Regions from separate parts of the Mus musculus genome. Here region 2 is linked to region 1. The links are chromatin contacts, found by Hi-C or POLR2A ChIA-PET in ENCODE. All regions are on one chromosome and are shown on one strand. The core of a region is the stretch at or near the end of the contact, and the rest is flanking DNA. Distances in the headings are between cores, read along the strand shown. Region 1 overlaps Kdr (kinase insert domain protein receptor). Region 2 holds the start of Kdr (kinase insert domain protein receptor).

The links. A loop is a pair of places that touch in the nucleus more often than their neighbours do. ChIA-PET counts read pairs that join two places held with the same protein, here RNA polymerase II (POLR2A).
Region 2: a loop to region 1 is called in a map of heart, with 2.4 times the contacts of the local background. The contact joins the promoter of Kdr here to the enhancer-like site in region 1. A Hi-C loop is called at or near these places in 5 of 37 maps with a recorded cell type or tissue (all heart). POLR2A ChIA-PET finds 5 or more read pairs at or near these places in 1 of 5 experiments (embryonic stem cell).

What each region holds. Positions count from the first base shown.
Region 1 is chr5:75,931,580-75,937,065 of GRCm38, reverse strand. Kdr (kinase insert domain protein receptor) reads left to right here. Exons shown (of 30, transcript NM_010612.3): 28 at 128-227; 29 at 686-771; 30 at 2,448-4,239. The coding sequence ends at 2,643. Among named protein-coding and RNA genes, the nearest start is that of Gm32727, 43 kb to the left of the region's middle. Within about 2 kb of position 2,730, at least 1 of the 3 ENCODE cell types and tissues checked has a DNase peak (open chromatin) inside an H3K27ac peak, as active enhancers do; it is heart, where a contact is called at or near this core.
Region 2 is chr5:75,975,561-75,981,046 of GRCm38, reverse strand. It overlaps Kdr (kinase insert domain protein receptor), which reads left to right and starts at 2,592. Exons shown (of 30, transcript NM_010612.3): 1 at 2,592-2,945. The coding sequence starts at 2,879. It overlaps Gm32727 (a long non-coding RNA gene), which reads right to left and starts at 3,715. Exons shown (of 3, transcript XR_868500.2): 1 at 3,069-3,715.

The DNA of each region.
Region 1 (5,486 bases), core at 1,481-3,980:
GCAAAGGATGTTTTGAAGGTTGCTATTCAACTTGTGGTTGAAAGATAATGAGCTTAGGTATCACTTGAGGCATCCACAGCCAAATATACCACCACCCAAATACAAATAAATATTTGTTCTCTTGCAGTCATTATCTCCAGAACAGTAAGCGAAAGAGCCGGCCAGTGAGTGTAAAAACATTTGAAGATATCCCATTGGAGGAACCAGAAGTAAAAGTGATCCCAGATGTAAGTACATCTTTTAAAAATAGTCATAAAGATAATACTTGGGGTGAAATACTAGCTAGATAAATATTAGCCTAAGCTCTTGAGTTTTGGAACCTTATTAAGGCTGTCCTTGAGCATATGTGCCCTGGGGGAGGTCGATCTTTAGTTTTGCCGTATGAAAGGCACCTGGACCAAGGTTTGGGATAGTCTTAACTGTGTGTCCAACTTCACTCAAGTGCAAATGTTGTCGCCGTGCAGAGAGGAGACCCCAACATCCTGACCTTTCCTCTCTCCTTAGCCCAAGTCTACTTCCTCGAAGCATTTGCTTCCTTTGTGGCTTGCACAGTCGCTGGCTGCCATACCCTTTCCCTCTTTGGCATGACATTGAGTCCTATTGTCAGCTAGATGGATTGAGAAAGGAGTTTAAAGTAGCTGGTCACGTGCACACTCACTGTGTCATTTCACTGTCTCCTAAAAAGGACAGCCAGACAGACAGTGGGATGGTCCTTGCATCAGAAGAGCTGAAAACTCTGGAAGACAGGAACAAATTATCTCCATCTTTTGGGTAAGACTCAGCCTACTAAGGAAGAATATTTCAATACGTATTTTTGGAAGGGCATAATAAAGACATTCAGTGTAGATGTGGTTTCTTTTCTGGTGCCTTTGGAGGTTGATGACATTAATATTCCAAATTAGCAATTTGATAAAGAGGTAAAATAAACTAAGCCATGAAATTGGTGAGTCTGAAGAAAACCCTGAAGCAAGTTAGAGTATTTGGCCAATTTCTAATGACTACATTTGTGAAGGCTATGGGACTGATACGGGCCAGCAGAGTGACCTGTGGCTTCTATGGCCCTGGCCAAACTGCAAAGATGTCAGCAGGTACCATGATCCTGAAGAGTGAAGACTTTGCAGACTCTGATGGACTGTCAAACCTGTACTTAGATGGCTTTATCTGTAATTAAGAAAGATGATATATAAATACATACATATTCACTTATTTCATATATTTAAATATGATTCTTTGAGTCACTGCCTTTTCAGTTGGGGGAAAACTATTAAATTTATTCGAGTCATTCTTCCTTATGACTCAACAGGTATATATAGGCTTTGAATAAATGTACCTGATTTAAATATTAAAAAAATCTTTATGTTTCTAAGAAGAGTGGGATAAGAGTAGTTATTTGTTTGCTGGCAGGCTCATTCTAGGTAGGGAAAACCCAAGATTTGATCTACACACCAGAGAGCTGCTGTACGAGGTGGGGTTCCCTATGGACTTTTGAGTGATGTCTATACAACAACAGTAGCCACAGTAAACTTGGCCGTTTTCTTTAAGGCCCAGCAAGAAGGCATGGGCACCAACCACATGCTTCTTTCATTGACTCAAACAATAGTGACTCAGAGCTATTAGGTGGCCAGGATCATGCCTCTGTTTGAGACACAAACTGGTTTGGTGTGGGAAGTGAAGAGCGGGGCTGGGAGGGGAAACATACTTGTGGTTCTTTGAACTTACATGAAACCGTATTTGAACACAGAGTAAACAAACTCTCTCTGTGGCTTTTATCATGAATAATAAGAATAAGACCCCTTCGAGGGCAAAGCCCGAGCTTTTCGGTCCACACAGCCCACGTTTGTTAGCTTTGACATGACTACTATGTCATTGGAAACATTCTCCAGTTGCTGCTGAGTGACTGAACCCCCAATTTGTCCAAAGAATTTGGTTTGGATGAGTAAAAAACAGTTTTTGACATGTCTGGCCTGACTGTACACTAGCTTTTTTTTTTTTTCTCCCCCTCTACAAATTTATTAACATCTTTTATAGACCACTTAGCTCCCTAGGTGACCGAACAGGAAAAACACAAATGAACTTTTAGACCATCCCGATATCGTTTAATATCATGAAAGAGACCCTGTGACTTCTATCACTGTAGACAAACTTGTCAATCGTCAAGGCTGTAAAACTCTTCCATTGGTTGGGGGCTCTGCATACCTCAGCAGAACGGCCTTTTATCTCGTCTCAAGCTTGAAAGACTTGGACCCGAATAAGAGGACTTATCTGCGACTACTAGCTCATGCCAGTACCTGAGAGTAGACCTTGTCTGAGGCTGATTAGGGAATGAGAGAGAGGGGCTAGTGTCTCTGGAGGGGATTCTACTTCCTTGAGCTCGGGCTTTGGTGACTGTGTAAAGCAAATGAGCCGGCTTCCCTTTTTAATTCATTCGCTTGCTGTTTCTTCTACAGTGGAATGATGCCCAGTAAAAGCAGGGAGTCTGTGGCCTCGGAAGGCTCCAACCAGACCAGTGGCTACCAGTCTGGGTATCACTCAGATGACACAGACACCACCGTGTACTCCAGCGACGAGGCAGGACTTTTAAAGATGGTGGATGCTGCAGTTCACGCTGACTCAGGGACCACACTGCGCTCACCTCCTGTTTAAATGGAAGTGGTCCTGTCCCGGCTCCGCCCCCAACTCCTGGAAATCACGAGAGAGGTGCTGCTTAGATTTTCAAGTGTTGTTCTTTCCACCACCCGGAAGTAGCCACATTTGATTTTCATTTTTGGAGGAGGGACCTCAGACTGCAAGGAGCTTGTCCTCAGGGCATTTCCAGAGAAGATGCCCATGACCCAAGAATGTGTTGACTCTACTCTCTTTTCCATTCATTTAAAAGTCCTATATAATGTGCCCTGCTGTGGTCTCACTACCAGTTAAAGCAAAAGACTTTCAAACAGTGGCTCTGTCCTCCAAGAAGTGGCAACGGCACCTCTGTGAAACTGGATCGAATGGGCAATGCTTTGTGTGTTGAGGATGGGTGAGATGTCCCAGGGCCGAGTCTGTCTACCTTGGAGGCTTTGTGGAGGATGCGGGCTATGAGCCAAGTGTTAAGTGTGGGATGTGGACTGGGAGGAAGGAAGGCGCAAGCTCGCTCGGAGAGCGGTTGGAGCCTGCAGATGCATTGTGCTGGCTCTGGTGGAGGTGGGCTTGTGGCCTGTCAGGAAACGCAAAGGCGGCCGGCAGGGTTTGGTTTTGGAAGGTTTGCGTGCTCTTCACAGTCGGGTTACAGGCGAGTTCCCTGTGGCGTTTCCTACTCCTAATGAGAGTTCCTTCCGGACTCTTACGTGTCTCCTGGCCTGGCCCCAGGAAGGAAATGATGCAGCTTGCTCCTTCCTCATCTCTCAGGCTGTGCCTTAATTCAGAACACCAAAAGAGAGGAACGTCGGCAGAGGCTCCTGACGGGGCCGAAGAATTGTGAGAACAGAACAGAAACTCAGGGTTTCTGCTGGGTGGAGACCCACGTGGCTGCCCTGGTGGCAGTGTCTGAGGGTTCTCTGTCAAGTGGCGGTAAAGGCTCAGGCTGGTGTTCTTCCTCTATCTCCACTCCTGTCAGGCCCCCAAGTCCTCAGTATTTTAGCTTTGTGGCTTCCTGATGGCAGAAAAATCTTAATTGGTTGGTTTGCTCTCCAGATAATCACTAGCCAGATTTCGAAATTACTTTTTAGCCGAGGTTATGATAACATCTACTGTATCCTTTAGAATTTTAACCTATAAAACTATGTCTACTGGTTTCTGCCTGTGTGCTTATGTTAAAAAAAAAAAGAAAGAAAGAAACTGTTCTTTTCATTTGGTACCATAGTGTGAAGAGCTGGGAGCAATGACTGTTAAACATGCTATGGCACATCTATTTATAGTCTGTTATGTAGAACAAATGTAATATATTAAAACGTTATATTATATATAATGAACTTTGTACTACCCACCTTTTGTATCAGTATTATGTACCACTAGAGAGATTACAAGGCTTTCAGCAGCCGCTGTTGTTTTGTTAAAGACTTTGAGAAACTCGAAGGAATCCTTTCATGGAATATGCAGCTATATACCCTACCGTCTCTCTCATCTCAAACGGAGGAGGAGGAGGAGGAGTCAGGTATAATGTGAGTGTGTTCTACGTGTCCTTGTTCTCTGTTCTTAGGAGGAATGATTTCATCAAATGTTTATATGCTTTATAAACCAATAAACGTATTCTGAGTAAAGAGACCCAGTGTTATCATCTTATCACAACAGCTCCATGCCTCGTCTTCGTTACAATCATAATTCATACAGAAACACGTCCTTGTCACATCCCGAGCCCGTGGGATGTGTAGTTGTGTGGCCTCCCAGTGAACCTCAGATCTCTGGTGTGAGATCCTGGAGCAGATGCAGGAACACTTCACTGTCTAGCTAAGGTCAGAGTGTAAGATCCGTTATCGACATTTTGAGGGACTGCTTTTGTCTGAATACAAAGAGCAAAGCAAATCCCTGGTGCTAGCCTGGGTCTCCACCTCTAGCAATGCTGACCATGATTTTCTTGTGTTTGGGAAAGACGGTCTTCAGCCCAGGCTGGCCCCTATCTGCCTATGTAGCTAAGGATAGCACAGAGCTCCGGTTCTATTCTCTCCATCTCCACAGTGCAGATTGCAGGCATGCACTACCGTGTCTGGACTTCACTGACATGTTTTCTTAAATATAAGAGTTTGAAATGTTTATCTAATCAAATATGGCTATCTTTTTTTTTTAAAAAAATAGCTTTCAGGGTTTTATTTGCTTTTTTTATGAAGTACTTCTCCTCAAATCTAAAGTAATACCAAAATTTAGGGTTTTTTATTAGATTTTCATCCACCAGAGGTTTCTTTTCATACACAAAGTAAAGCAAGGTCTAATTTTTTATTTTTTTTGGCAAGCAGACTGTCAACATGGCAGTTCTATTTATGATGTGTGACTCTTCTCCCTGTAGTCGGAGAAATATCCAGATTTCATTACTCTTCAACCCTACCATCTTGCTAAGGCATTCTCCCCAATGTTATGATTTAAAAAGTAGCTGTGTGTGTGTATGTGTGTGTATGTGTGTGTGTGTGTATGTATGTATGTATGTGTGTCTGTGTGTATGTATGTGTGTATATGTGTGTGTGTGTGTATGTGTGTGTGTGTATGTATGTGTGTGTATGTATGTGTGTGTATGTATGTGTGTATCTGTGTATCTGTGTGTATGTATGTGTGTGTCTGTCTGTGTGTGTGTCTGTGTGTGTGTCTGTGTGTGTGTATGTATGTGTGTGTATGTGTGTGTATGTATGTGTGTGTGTGTGTGTGTGTATGTATGTGTGTGTGTGTTTGTGTGTGTTCCTAACAGCCAGGGATATTGCTGGGACCCATTAACCAGGCCCTGCAGGGAGCTCCTCGCCCTCCATTTTATCCAGCCTCTTCCACTAAATGAATGGAAAGAGAACCTAGGTTAGTCAGGGTGGGAA
Region 2 (5,486 bases), core at 1,343-3,842, 44 kb before region 1:
CACACTGTAGTTGTGAAAATGAACTTATTCATTTATTTTGAAAAACGTGTAAGAAGCAAAGATGTCTTCTTTCCCACCTACCTTTGCGGCAGGCGAGCACTTCCTGGAATTTATAAAGTGCGATCTTTCTGGGGACTTCTCATAACATTTCCTACTGCTCATCTATGTCTGTGTCAAATAGAGAATGCTCTTGAACAAGTGTGTGTGTGTGTGTGTGTGCGCGCGCACGCGCACTCACTCCTGCTCTGTTGAGGTCCAGTTTTGATGGTCCCGCCAGAGGTATATTTGAGTATCATTTCTCAAGAGCTTCAGCTGGGAGACACTGCCTCTTACTGGCCTGAAGGTCACTAGCTGATTCATCTCCGTTTGGGCTGGCGCGCCTTGGGGATCCTCCTATCTCTCCTTCCCCAGTGCTGGGATAACAAGGTTGGCACCACATGAGCCTTTTAAAATGTGAGTTTGGAAGCTCAAACGCAGGTTTTCATGCTTGCACTGAAACTTCACAAGCTGAACCGTCTCCCTCTCCTTCCCTCTCTTTTTTCCTTTTCTTCTTCCTTTTTAAAACACATCTTGTCTTTAAAAAAAAAAAAAGGCCCAAAACAAGTGTAAAGTATTTCCCTATGTGTGTGGAGGGAGGGAGTATAGGAGGCTGATTTCACTGAGATCCTGTTAAATTTGGGTGCCATAGCCAATCAAAGACGCATCGTTTCCTCTAAGAATTCTAAATGGGGCGATTACCACGGGCCTGCAGGTTCTGGTTTGTATTAGAGGAGACACTGTCTTCTTAAGTAAAACATAGAAGGGGAAGTGTCCAGAATTGTAAATAAGGCTTCGAGAGAAGCCTTGTCTGGCCACCGGGATGGAGAAGACCTACCTTCGCCTATCCAGGATCCATCGTCCCTCCCTCTACCCAGATCTGACAGCCCTCCTTGGCTCTTTTGCTGAGGTTTGTTTGAGTTTGTTTTACTCTCTGCAAGAGAAGTTTCCTTAAACATTCTACCCTGTTCACAAGTAAATACACCTCTTAGCTAAGAGGCCACACACCCAGGGGAACACCGATAAAAAGAACAAGCCAGAACCTTCAGAACGCTGTCGATAGGTACACCAAGCAGCCTTCATACGGAGTTTTCATTCGTGAGGAGCTGAATATACAACAAAGCTAAATGTGAGCAGACCAGGCATGCCTCTGCTAAATGAGGATGCCCACACCAAACATGCCCAAGATCTTCAAGTATAATTTTATTATATAGATTCGCTATGTGTTGACATGTTTTTATAGTGAACCTGGATTTTACAAACCCTCCTGGTTTGCCACCTGCTTCTGGCACCATACTTGAGGCTTAGGCACGTGATAAAGGAGCATGCCTGTTTCCCCCCTTATTTTTTTTAAAGAAAAGCACCATGTTACATCATTAATCATGCATATCAGTGTAGTTTAGATCCGATGTAGAGACAATAATCTTATCTCTTTGTCTGGCTGAAAGACTGTCCTTTAAACTATCATTCTAAATGCATTTGGTTTTTGCCAGGAGTAAAACATGTCACAAGATATTTGTTGTCATTTCCCAGGCGTGGAAGGAAAGGAATGGAAAGAAAACGAGGGGTGAAGGCTGCTGTTCCTCTCTAGTCGCTACTTGAAGTCTACATAGCTGGGGGGGGGGGGGGGACTGTTCACATGGGACCGGTTTCCTCTTTGTTCCTACACTGGCGCCTCTGGCAAGAAACTCTCCCTTCTCTTCCCCCCAAGCATATCTTGGCTGAAAGGTCAGCTCTGAAAAGGGGCCTGGCCAAAGTTACTGTAGGGGACCGTGGTCATGGAACTGGGTAGACAAAAGCACTCTAGCAGCCACTGGAGAAGGACCGGGGGCTCTTCTCTGTGCATTTGCCCTGGAGCCCTGACCACCGCCAGCTCCCTGCATCTCCTTGCTATGGGTTTTCTGGACCGAGCCAGGCAGGAGTTCACAACCGAAATGTCTTCTAGGGCTAATCAGGTAACTTCGGACGATTTAAAGTTGCCAGATGGACGAGAAAACAGTAGAGGCGTTGGCAACCTGGATAAGCGCCTATCTTCTAATTAAAACATTCAGACGGGGCGGGGGATGCGGTGGCCAAAGCACCATAAAACAAAACTTCCAAGTACTGACCAACTCACTGCAAGTTTGTGCCCCGAGTACATCTAGGTTCAGGGGTTCTTGTCTTCATGCTCCCAACTGCGGGCGGATTTTTGGTCCCTTGGGACTTTCAGTGCAGCGGCGAAGAGAGTTCTGCACTTGCAGGCTCCTAATGAGGGCGCAGTGGGCCTCGTGTTTCTGGTGATGCTTCCCAGGTTGCTGGGGGCAGCAAGTGTCTCAGAGCCCATTACTGGCTACATTTTACTTCCACCAGAAACCGAGCTGCGTCCAGATTTGCTCTCAGATGCGACTTGCCGCCCGGCACAGTTCCGGGGTAGTGGGGGAGTGGGCGTGGGAAACCGGGAAACCCAAACCTGGTATCCAGTGGGGGGCGTGGCCGGACGCAGGGAGTCCCCACCCCTCCCGGTAATGACCCCGCCCCCATTCGCTAGTGTGTAGCCGGCGCTCTCTTTCTGCCCTGAGTCCTCAGGACCCCAAGAGAGTAAGCTGTGTTTCCTTAGATCGCGCGGACCGCTACCCGGCAGGACTGAAAGCCCAGACTGTGTCCCGCAGCCGGGATAACCTGGCTGACCCGATTCCGCGGACACCGCTGCAGCCGCGGCTGGAGCCAGGGCGCCGGTGCCCCGCGCTCTCCCCGGTCTTGCGCTGCGGGGGCGCATACCGCCTCTGTGACTTCTTTGCGGGCCAGGGACGGAGAAGGAGTCTGTGCCTGAGAACTGGGCTCTGTGCCCAGCGCGAGGTGCAGGATGGAGAGCAAGGCGCTGCTAGCTGTCGCTCTGTGGTTCTGCGTGGAGACCCGAGCCGCCTCTGTGGGTAAGAAGCCCACTCTTTAGTAGTAAGGCGGAGAAGTAGGGTGCGGGCGGAGAGTGGGAATAGAAGAGGACCTAACTCGTAGAGCTCTAGAGACCCTCCTCCCTTGGGTGTTCTTTCACTTACCAATGGGGAAACTGAGGTTCAAAGACTCTTCCGAAATGACTCAGCCAGGATTCTACTCTCCCCCGGGCATCGGTTGGAGCGTGTCCTGCGGAGCCGTCACAGCCCCTGGCGCTAGGTAGGCAGGAGTGGAAAGGCGGCCTGAGCCGGGGCAGGAGATGCTCCCACTGGCAGGAACAGGCGGTCAAACGCTGGGAAGCCAGCTCAAGCCAAGCGGCCCGGCTGGCATCAATCACTCCGTGCTGTTGCCCACCGCCCTAGTGTGGGGCAGGGAATCCGCCTCTGGCTCCGCTCCCCTTTAGCTCCAGCGTGTAAGCGCACGGACTATGTGAGGTGAGGTCTCTTCATAGAGCAACACTTTCCTCCCTCAACTTTCTTTGATGCAGAATGCTATTTTTGCTGGTAGGAGGAAGACGCGGCTTTCTCTTCTGTGACAGCTTCTCCAGGTGTATTAAACTAAATAACTCTCCACTTACCGACTCCAAAGCGCTGGTCCTGGGGTAAACTCTGAAAGTCTCAGAAACTCTTGAGCTTGGCACCTAGTTATAGGTCACTTTTCTTGTTTTAAAATGCCCTCTGCTTCAAGGTTAGGCCCACACTCGCTCTTGGGCTTTTGTGCAATAATTTCCCTTCCCTTCCCTTCCCTTCCCTTCCCTTCCCTTCCCTTCCCTTCCCTTCCCTTCCCTTCCCTTTCCCTCTTCCTTTTCCTCCTCCTCTTCCTCCTCTATTTCTCTGTCATTTCCTTTTTGAAGCCACAGTTTGCAGATTTCCAATCTCCACCCATTGGAGAATGGAGAATCAGGAAAAAAGAAGTCAATTCTGCAGAAACATTCCTTGCGCCCTAAGAGAATCGCATGGCTTAAAAGCATTGGCACTGACATACGGCGCCAAGATCGCCTGTCTAGAGCTATTGAGTTTTCCTCATAATGACTTGGTTCATCAGGCTAGCTCCACCACGAGTGCCCTCTTGTTCCTGAGAAGGCCGCACTCTCCCCCTTTCTGGGAAGAGAAAGACAGCCTGGAACATGTGCTTGCCCTGGGTTCCATAGAGAAGCAAGTTGCTTTAAAGCCCAGAGAATTCCTAGTGTAGCAGCTTAACAGCGTCCCGTTCTCTGAATAAGATGGAGGTTGCCCTTTTGGAGTGTGTGACTTGCTTAATTGGATTGGGCTATAATTGGTGCCATCCAAGTCTCGAGACAGAGCCGCTGTTGTTTTTCCTTCTGGTCTTTGAGCGGGAAGGATAACAGTGCACAAATTAATTAATGTTGGTTATCGGATTTGAACATAAAAGGGCTTTTATTGTATAGTAGCATATGTACCTCTTGCAGTCAGAATGAGCTGTCTAAAGAACAGAACCCAAACTTGCCGATGAAAATGAATGAGGTTTAATAAAGGCGATGGATGAGCATTAGTCACTGATGTAAATCTCCAGTTATTGATAACCTCATTGACTGGATTTGATTGCAGACATGTATTGGTATGGGGCATCCTTTAAAGATGAGCATAGCCAACGTGCCTGCACTCTAAGAGAATCTATGGCTGTATGTTATTACAGAGACAGTTGAGAAGCTCTTAGTGGCTCTGGCGTGTAGATCAGCGGTAGAGCGCTGAGGCTCTGCGCTCGCTTCCTGGCACTGAAGAATAAAGGCCATTTACTGTGGTGGTGCAGTGGGCGCAGTTTGTGACGAGTTACTACTACATTTTCCTCACACATCTGCCTGACTAATGAGTTCATCAGATGAGCGTATCCAGTGATTGTTTGCAGGTTAATGGTTCTCAGTCATGTTTAGAATCTACTTATCAAACAAATTGTTTTCTCATTTCCTGCTTCTTCTCAAACAAAGTAAGATTCCATTATTGAAAGGCTTGTTTAAGAGCATTTTAACTGCTTGCCTATGTTAGGGACAGTGACTTATTTCATATTGACAAATATTATGCCGATTAATTGAATATGACTACCCAGTTCTATAGCTGTCTCAGGGCAGACCAAGAGCATCTGTGATCCAGTCACTTTAAATGCCATTTAAAATGCATAATTTGTTGGTCTAGGAATAAACACACTGTAAAGTTTAGAATCACGGCCCAAACACAAGTCTTTAACAATGCCAACTAGCTTCTGAGATTCATTAATGTCATTTAATTACCAATGTTTTAAAAATATGTCATTAATTACTAAATCTATAGTTGTAACAGCAACACATGTACATCTTATTAGGTTGGGTATATTCAGGGTGGCATAGCTGTAGACTATTGCACATCTGTGTAGGTGAGCCAGTGGACAGCTGCCTCTGGCTGTTCTCAGAGGGCCACAGTGTCACGGCATTGGCTATTTGCCTTGGCTCTTTGCTAATACTTTATTGACATGGCCTCATCTTCGTTCACGTTCACTTATTTGCCCAACAACGTCAATGCCAGCTGAGG